3 separate regions of the Homo sapiens genome follow, and all the other regions are linked to region 3. Evidence: chromatin contacts called from ENCODE Hi-C or POLR2A ChIA-PET data. All regions are on one chromosome and are shown on one strand. The core of a region is the stretch at or near the end of the contact, and the rest is flanking DNA. Distances in the headings are between cores, read along the strand shown. Region 1 holds the start of CTSF (cathepsin F). Region 2 holds the start of DRAP1 (DR1 associated protein 1). Region 3 holds the start of YIF1A (Yip1 interacting factor homolog A, membrane trafficking protein).

Region 1 (2,700 bases), core at 201-2,700, 280 kb before region 3:
AAAGTTACCTTGGCCCATGCCCAGGAATGAGTGAAGACAGCCAGCCTGTGAGGCTAGAAAGCAAGATGCAGTCAGCCATGTCAGATTTCTCTTACTGTCATAATTTTGCAAAGGCAGTTTCAATTTTTTTTTTTTTTTGAGATGGAGTCTCACTGTCTTACCAGGCTGGAGTGCAATGGTGCGCTCTCAGCTCACTGCAACCTCTGACTCCCTGGTTCAAGCGATTCTCCTGCCTCAGCCTCCTGAGTAGCTGGGATTACAGGCACGTGCCACCATGCCCAGCTAATTTTTTTGTATTTTTAGTAGAGACAGGGTTTCACCATGTTGTCCAGGATGGTCTCCATCTCCTGACCTCGTGATCCGCCCACCTTGGCCTCCCAAAGTGCTGGGATTACAGGCGTGAGCCACTGCGCCCGGCCTAAAAATATTTTTAGTAGTGACGGGGTTTCACCTCGTTGGCCAGACTGGTCTCGAACTCCTGAGCTCAGGTGATCTGCCCGCCTCGGCCTCCCAAAGTGCTGGGATTACAGGCGTGAGACACTGCACCCAGCCCATCTGTCGTTCTTCTCTCTAGACTGTGAGCTCCAAGAACGCAGCACTATTCCTGTAATGCATCTGTGCATGCTTTCCCTTGGTAGACCCTGGAACACAGCAGGTGAATGCTTCAAGGGACAGTCTCAACCCTGTGCACCCTGCCTTAGTGGCTACTGAATGCTTGCATGATTGCATTTGAACCTCACAACAGCCTGAGACGCTGCCAGCACTCAAAAAATTACCTGCCATCTCGCTGTTGAGAAGAGGGGCCTGAAAGAGGCGATCAAGCTGCAAACCCAGGCTCAGAAGCCAACTGCCTGGATTTAAGTTTAGCTCAATTCCTTACCAGATATTTGGCAAGCCACTTAATATTTCTCTCTCTCTCTTTTTTGAGACGGAGTTTTGCTCTTGTCGCCTGGGCTGGAGTGCAATGGCACGATCTGAGCTCACTGCAACCTCTGCCTCCTGGGTTCAAGTGATTCTCCTGGCTCAGCCTCCCAAGTAGCTGGGATTACAGGCGCCCACCACCACGCCCAGCTCTTTTTTGTATTTTTAGTAGACACAGGGTTTCACCACGTGTGCCAGACTGGTCTCAAACTCCTGACCTCAGGTGATCCACCCGCTTTGGCCTCCTAAAGTGCTGGGATTACAGGGCTGAGTCACAGAGCCCGGCCACGCCATTTAATCTCTCCAAGCCTCGTTTCCTCCACTGTACGATGGGGATAGCACCTACTTCAGAGATTGCTACGCCGAATAAAAGGAGCTGGCATATCATGCCTAACATATAACAAGCACGTGATAGAGGTCAGTGACTAGCTTTAGCCTCAGGCCAGCAGCCTCCCGCTCTCCCTACCCTGCGCGCCCCACGTGCCTCCTGTAAACAAGAGAACGCGCAGGCGCCGCAAACCAGCGCCCATTGGTCGGCGTGCCGTCGCCCCGCTGGAGGGAGGACTCAGGCCCCGCTGGCCGCGGGCTCGGTACCCGGTGGGTCGGTGGAGCGTCTGTTGGGTCCGGGCCGCCGGCTTCGCCCTCGCCATGGCGCCCTGGCTGCAGCTCCTGTCGCTGCTGGGGCTGCTCCCGGGCGCAGTGGCCGCCCCCGCCCAGCCCCGAGCCGCCAGCTTTCAGGCCTGGGGGCCGCCGTCCCCGGAGCTGCTGGCGCCCACCCGCTTCGCGCTGGAGATGTTCAACCGCGGCCGGGCTGCGGGGACGCGGGCCGTGCTGGGCCTTGTGCGCGGCCGCGTCCGCCGGGTGAGGACGCGCCGGGGGCGGGGGCGCCAGGCCCGGGTCCAAGGGATAGGAGCTTTGACCTAACATTGGGATGGGGCCTGCCCGCTGGACGAACCGATCTCTGGTGATGGGGAATGGGCAGCGCCGCACGGGCGGGGCCTTGGGCGCCGTCAAGGGCCGACTGTGCCCGCCTCACCTACTCCTCTCTCCAGGCGGGTCAGGGGTCGCTGTACTCCCTGGAGGCCACCCTGGAGGAGCCACCCTGCAACGACCCCATGGTGTGCCGGCTCCCCGTGTCCAAGAAAACCCTGGTGAGTGATGAGGCTCTTGGGGTTCCCCGCCCCGAGGCCGAGTAAAGCAGCAGTTGGATGATGACGGGTCAGGTCAAGACGCAGGGATCTGAGGTAGCTGCTGCCCCACCTTGAGCCACTTCCCAGGCCCCGAGGGCTGGAAACCAAGATGCTATGAAGGGGAGGATGCCCCGGTGCAGGCCGTGCCTCACTGTCCACTGTGATGGGGTGATTGCCTTAGGGGTGGCTCTCATCTGAGGAGCCTCCAGCTCCATCTTGGCCAGATCTTGCTCCCCAGATCCAGATCCAGGCCCCCAGAGCAGCTTCTTCCTCTCCCTCCAGCTCTGCAGCTTCCAAGTCCTGGATGAGCTCGGAAGACACGTGCTGCTGCGGAAGGACTGTGGCCCAGTGGACACCAAGGTTCCAGGTGCTGGGGAGCCCAAGTCAGCCTTCACTCAGGGCTCAGCCATGATTTCTTCTCTGTCCCAAAACCATCCAGACAACAGAAACGAGACTTTCAGCTCAGTCATTTCCCTGTTGAATGAGGATCCCCTGTCCCAGGTGAGGAGCCCTCAGCTTGAGGAGCCCTCAGCTTGAGGAGCCAGCCGCTGCCTCATCACCCTTCTCCCTTCCCTCTGGAGTGGGTTTC
Region 2 (2,700 bases), core at 89-2,588, 370 kb after region 3:
TTGCAGAAAAGGATGAGAGCTGGCCTCCTGCCAGTTCAGCCTGGGGCGAGGCTGCCTGTCCCATCACCAAGGGCAGGGCGAAGGGCTGGGGCCTCACTCACCTCCTGCTCCGAGTCTGTCCCGGACAGCTTCTTGTCCTTGCTTTTCGTTCCCATCCCACCGTTCTTCCGGCCGCCGCTGCCTGGCTTCCGGCCCCTTTGGGAAGGTACAGTCCATCTGCCCGGAGTGCTCCCTACTCCTTGGCCACCCCCAAGCCCTGTGGCCTTGGCCTTCCCCACTGTATGCCAGGCCCTGGCCCCACCTGCGGGCGCCCTTGTCCCCATCCATGTGGTTGTCTTCCCCGTCCCCCTGCATGTCGGGAACAGATGCCACCAGGTCCTTCAAGAAGTCAAACTGCTGCTCCAGCTCGATGCACTGCTTCCTGGAAGAGGTGAGGAGGGGCTGGCACTCAAGAGGGGCCCAGACACCCAAACCCGCAGTGGGTGGCAGCAAGGGGCCCCAGATGTCAGGCTGGAGCCCGGGCCGATCTCCGCTCCCGGGCCTGCCCTGCTTTACTCAGGTGGCTCCCTCTGCCTGGAAGCCCAGCCTCTCCTCTGCCAGTCTGTGGCCTTGCTGGTGTCCCGGCTGCCGCCCACCTCCCTCGCCACCCAGGCTCTGCCTTCCTCAGTGTGTGAACTCCCCGCGCCAAACCCGCCGGCCCCTCCCGGCTCCTCGCCGCTCACAGGTGGGATGTGGTCATGGTCTTCGCGTTCCGCGACTGGGTCACCTGGCAGGCCTTCTTCAACAGCGACTCTAGGAAGAGCTCGAGCGCCCGGGCTGAGGAGCGTCAAGGAGAACTCCGGGGCAGGAGAGGGCGACCCGCTGCCTCCCTCCCCCACGCCCCTCGACCCGGTCCGCCCCCGGCAGGATACAGATGATGACAGGCACCGCCGCCGCCACCTTCCCAATCTCTTCGTCCGTCTGCATGATCTTCTTGATCCGCGCCTGCGGGTGGGGGAGCAGAGTTCAGACCCCGTCGCCACCGTCCCCTAAGGGGGTGCTGGGGGAGGAAGGGGCATCCCCGGAGAAAGGGGGCGGGGGACACGGACGCGGGGAGGGCATGGAGGGGGCGGGGCGTCCAGGCCCCCGAACACCGCGGCGCGCCCGCCTGCCCAGCGGGAACTGGGCCCAAGCCACCCGGGAGCCGGGCCCACTCCTGCCGGGCTCTGCCACGTGCTCACCGGCGGGAACCGCGCGTTGTACTTCTTCTTCTTGCTCGGCATCTCGGGGCCTCTCTCGCCGCGTCGGGTCCAGCGCCGCCGCCCGCAGCCTCCCGGCTCCCGGGCCTGCTCGCCGCCCGCCCGTCGCGGTTCCCCTGGGTCCTGGTGCCGCCCGCTCCGCCCCCGCCGTTTCCCGCGGAGTCCTAGCGCCGCCGGTTAAGACGCCGCTCGCAGGGCCCTAGTGCCCTCCTCTTGAAGCCTCCTGGCCGGTGCGCGTCCCTCCCCAGTCTGGACCGCCGCTCCCGCCCGCCCCCAAGGCCAGAAGAGCGAACGTTGGCCCCGCCCCCCGCGGCCCGCCCCTCCCGGGGTTCCCGCGATGGCCCCGCCCCCGAGTCAGCACCTCCCCGTCGGCCCCGCCCCTTCCCCTGCCGGCCCCGCCCCACAGCGCGGCCGCTGCGGCCGCTGAGGCCCGCGGCTCCGCCCTGTGGCTGCGCCTGTCTATAAAGTTGTTGTTGAGGTGGCGCGGCGCTAAGATGGCGGCGGCGGCGGCGGCGGCCGTGGCGGGGGTGGGGCGCGGTGGCGGTGGCGCGGAGCCACGGCAGGAGCGGAGCCGGGCCCGGGGCTGGGCCGGCGTCGAACGCAGCGAAGGCCGGAGGTGACTGCGGGCGGCGGGAGGGGCAGGGCAGGGCCGGGGCGGGAGCACAGCTCGGGCCCGTGGGCGTTAATGGCGGCGGGCGCGGCACGGCCGGAGCCTGGCTCTCCTGCAGGCTCTAACAAGCCCTGGTTCGAGTCTGGGAACCGCCCCATTGGCCTCGGAACGGCCTGTAACCTCTCTGGACTTCAGCGTCCTCGTCTGTAAGTGGGCCCGATAACGCCTGCCTGGGAGGCCTGGCCTTACAGAGCCGGCCTCGGGAGCTGCGCGAACGTGCGCTTCTTTGCGTTCCTCTATTAAATGCCAGCGCACCGGATACCTGCCAGGAAAAGGGGGCCTTGGCAGGGCCGGGAGGTGTAGCTGGGGCTGGTTGCTCCCACGCCTGGATTCACCCTTCGGCCCTGCCACGCACTGCAGGTGTGACCTTGGGCAAGTCCTTTTTCTCAGCCTCAGTTTCCTTTTCTGTAAGTCAAGGAGAATAGTAATAACTGCAGCAACCCTTCTGGAGCGCTGACTCCTCAGGCATCTAATTTTCATAGCAGATCTACGGGACAGGAACAGTTGTTATCCCATTGTAAAGATGAGGCAACTGAGGCGCATCGACAGTAACTCTTACTCAAGGCCACAGTTTAATCCAGTGCCTGGCATCTGTAGTTATTGTCTCAGACCCTGCCCTGACTCGGTTCCCTCACAGCAGGATGGAACCAGGTGAGGAGCTGGAAGAGGAGGGCTCTCCAGGTGGCCGTGAGGATGGCTTCACCGCCGAGCACCTGGCTGCAGAGGCCATGGCAGCTGACATGGACCCCTGGCTAGTGTTTGATGCCCGCACAACGCCTGCCACTGAGCTGG
Region 3 (2,700 bases), core at 101-2,600:
CTTACATGCAGGGCAAATTGGGTGCACCCAGAGGGGGCCTAGAACCCAACCTATGACCTCCACCCCTGACCGGGTCAGGTCTCTGTCCCCTTTGTCCCTCTGAGAGGCACGAGATGAACTAACTCTTAAAGATAACTAGGCTTATGGACAAGTGGATATGAGGGGGAAGGGCATCCCAGGTGGAGGGGACCTCTGGGCAATGGCACTGCAATCAGACCACGTGGGCTGAGTTTGGGGAGCAGGAAGGTCATCTGGTGTAACTGGATACCTGGTAGCTAATTAGAGAGGTCGCAGAGAACCTGCTCATGCTCTCTAGAAAGCGGTGGCTGAAGGTCTGTGAGAGGGAGGCCCCTGAAGACTGTCTCCGCGGGGTTGGGAGTGATCAGAACCTGGGTGGAGAGAAAGGAACCCCCGGGACTACAAGTGAGGCTTAGGGGCCTCACTTCAAGAAGACCACAGGCCCGGCGATGACTCAGGAGTTTAGGCTGCAGCTTCAGGACGCAAATCAGCACACCTCTGCCCCCAAATCTGCTGGACTACGGGAGAGTCTATGGGACAGGCCCGGGGCAGGATCCTGCCCCACCTATACCACCCAATCTCTCAGACTTCGGATCCTCTGGGCCCCAGTTTTGCAGTATGCGTGTATGTGTGCGTGCGGCCACGCGCTCGCTAGGAGCGTGTGGTTCGAGACCCCAAATCTTCCCATACGCAGGCCCCCGGGAGTCTACAGGATGGCGGCTGAGGCGGGAGGACATTTTCAGCACCGGACGACGGACAGCACCCGCGCGGAGAAGAGGAGTGGGAGGCGGGTGGAGTCAGCATCCTGGGGCTTGCTTGGCAGCTCTGTCACTGATAGGTCCGGCCTCCCACCACCACCTCCGGGTCTGCCGGGGCTCCGTTCCAAGATTGGGTGAAGTGTAGGTGACGGGGGAGGAAAACAAGCCCAGAGAGGGAGAAACAGGCGCCCCGAAGGGCAGGGCTTGGTTGGAACTCGACCGCCCCGTTCCCTCCTGGAGTACGTCCCACCAAGGAAGCTTTGCTCCTGACTCCGGCTGCAGGTTACCTCTCGACTCCCTGGTGTAGTCGTGGCAGGGTGCGTCAAGTGCCTCACCGCGCAGGCGCGCAAATAATTCTCGCCCACCTTCTTTCTTAACTCTTCTATTGGCTGTTCCCACCGTGAACTGGCAAGCCCGTGATCCAATCCCAGGCACCGCAAGTCGCTCCGCCTGTCCCTCACCCGGATGTTGCCTTCTGCCGAATCCGCTCAGGCCAGAGCTCGTCAGTGGCCAATTGGGAGAGGGGAGGGGCGAGCCGGCGCCGCCGAAGAGCCAATGGCAGGCGCGGGGGATGACGCCACGGACATGGTGGCCGAGACCGGCGGGGTGGGGGACGTGTCGCGCGGCCGGGTGGCCTCGGTCGGTACCCTGGGCGCGGAGCAGCTGCCTCATTAGTATTCGTACCCACGAGGCGGCGCAGCGGGCCCTCGGGGACAGCGAGCGTCGCGGCCATGGCTTATCACTCGGGCTACGGAGCCCACGGTGCGTGGGGCGCGGGCGGGGCGCGGCGCGGCCGGCGGGGGGAGAGTCGGCGGCGTGGCCCGCTCACCCCGAGGGAGATAGCGACTGGGACCGCCGCCCAGGGCGGGGGTGTCACTCGGGTTCCTGCCCCTCGTAACACTCCAACACGTCCCGGACTTCGCCCTCTCGGCCCAGTCCTGGGAATCCCATGCCGGAGTCGGGCAAAAACGGGGTCCGCCTCCTCCTCCAGAAACTCCTTTGACTGTTGTGAACCTGATGAGGTCCCTGATCACTGTCCAGGGCCTCCAGGTAGCCAGCTGTCGCCTCTCCCAGCTTTGTTCACGGAAGGATGCCCTCCCAGTTATTTTCACCTAGCACACTTCTACTCACTGTGGCTCAGTTCAGAGGTCACTTCCAGTGAGAGGCCTTCAGAAACCCCAAGTGGGCAACCAGTTCTAGGCGCTGCCTCAGCTCTTTCTTTGCCTACATTTAGCAACGGATTTCTCGCAAAGGATCCCTCATCACAGTTTTTTCTCAGTTAGCTCCCCCTCACCCAGCTTGGGGTCCCCTCACTGATCGGTGCCTCCAGGACCCGTGCAGGGCTGTCCAGCCAGGGAAGGGGCGGTGGTTTGGGCTCATGCTTGGTATTTCTGTCATCTACTCTGATACCTCCAAACCCACAGGCTCCAAGCACAGGGCCCGGGCAGCCCCGGATCCCCCTCCCCTCTTCGATGACACAAGCGGTGGTTATTCCAGCCAGCCCGGGGGATACCCAGCCACAGGAGCAGACGTGGCCTTCAGTGTCAACCACTTGCTTGGGGACCCAATGGCCAATGTGGCTATGGCCTATGGCAGCTCCATCGCATCCCATGGGAAGGACATGGTGCACAAGGAGGTGTGGCCTGCCCCCGGGGCACGGGTGGCAGAATTTTTGGCTAGGGCTGGGGCATCATGGGATTCCACCCGATTCCTCACAGTGCCCTCAGGGATGGAGCACACAGAGGGGCACCCTGAGGCCTGGGGTGCGGCTTGCCCACAGCTTCCTCTCTCCCCTCCCAGCTGCACCGTTTTGTGTCTGTGAGCAAACTCAAGTATTTTTTTGCTGTGGACACAGCCTACGTGGCCAAGAAGCTAGGGCTGCTGGTCTTCCCCTACACACACCAGGTGAGCTTCCTACCAAGGG

The links. Hi-C counts contacts between places; a loop is a spot of excess contacts on that map. ChIA-PET counts read pairs that join two places held with the same protein, here RNA polymerase II (POLR2A). Pooled maps may share reads with other maps.
Region 1: a pooled map shows a loop between it and region 3 (2.7-fold over the local background). The contact joins the promoter of CTSF here to the promoter of YIF1A in region 3. A Hi-C loop is called at or near these places in 1 of 50 pooled maps. POLR2A ChIA-PET finds 5 or more read pairs at or near these places in 2 of 52 experiments (MCF 10A and PC-9).
Region 2: a pooled map shows a loop between it and region 3 (10-fold over the local background). The contact joins the promoter of DRAP1 here to the promoter of YIF1A in region 3. A Hi-C loop is called at or near these places in 1 of 37 single-sample maps with no recorded cell type and 8 of 50 pooled maps. POLR2A ChIA-PET finds 5 or more read pairs at or near these places in 2 of 52 experiments (Panc1 and activated CD4-positive, alpha-beta T cell).

What each region holds. Positions count from the first base shown.
Region 1 is chr11:66,567,356-66,570,055 of GRCh38, reverse strand. It overlaps CTSF (cathepsin F), which reads left to right and starts at 1,450. Exons shown (of 13, transcript NM_003793.4): 1 at 1,450-1,782; 2 at 1,974-2,072; 3 at 2,394-2,612. The coding sequence starts at 1,570. RefSeq lists a silencer at 1,332-1,401.
Region 2 is chr11:65,918,064-65,920,763 of GRCh38, reverse strand. It overlaps DRAP1 (DR1 associated protein 1), which reads right to left and starts at 1,338. Exons shown (of 7, transcript NM_006442.4): 1 at 1,221-1,338; 2 at 912-984; 3 at 723-816; 4 at 302-421; 5 at 102-195. The coding sequence starts at 1,262. C11orf68 (chromosome 11 open reading frame 68) reads left to right here and starts at 1,702. Exons shown (of 2, transcript NM_001135635.2): 1 at 1,702-1,854; 2 at 2,546-2,700. The coding sequence starts at 1,733. RefSeq lists enhancers at 745-1,665, 1,666-2,585 and a silencer at 879-1,948.
Region 3 is chr11:66,287,793-66,290,492 of GRCh38, reverse strand. It overlaps YIF1A (Yip1 interacting factor homolog A, membrane trafficking protein), which reads left to right and starts at 1,350. Exons shown (of 8, transcript NM_020470.3): 1 at 1,350-1,538; 2 at 2,201-2,412; 3 at 2,577-2,681. The coding sequence starts at 1,508. RefSeq lists enhancers at 1,034-1,173, 1,041-1,335 and a silencer at 1,274-1,733.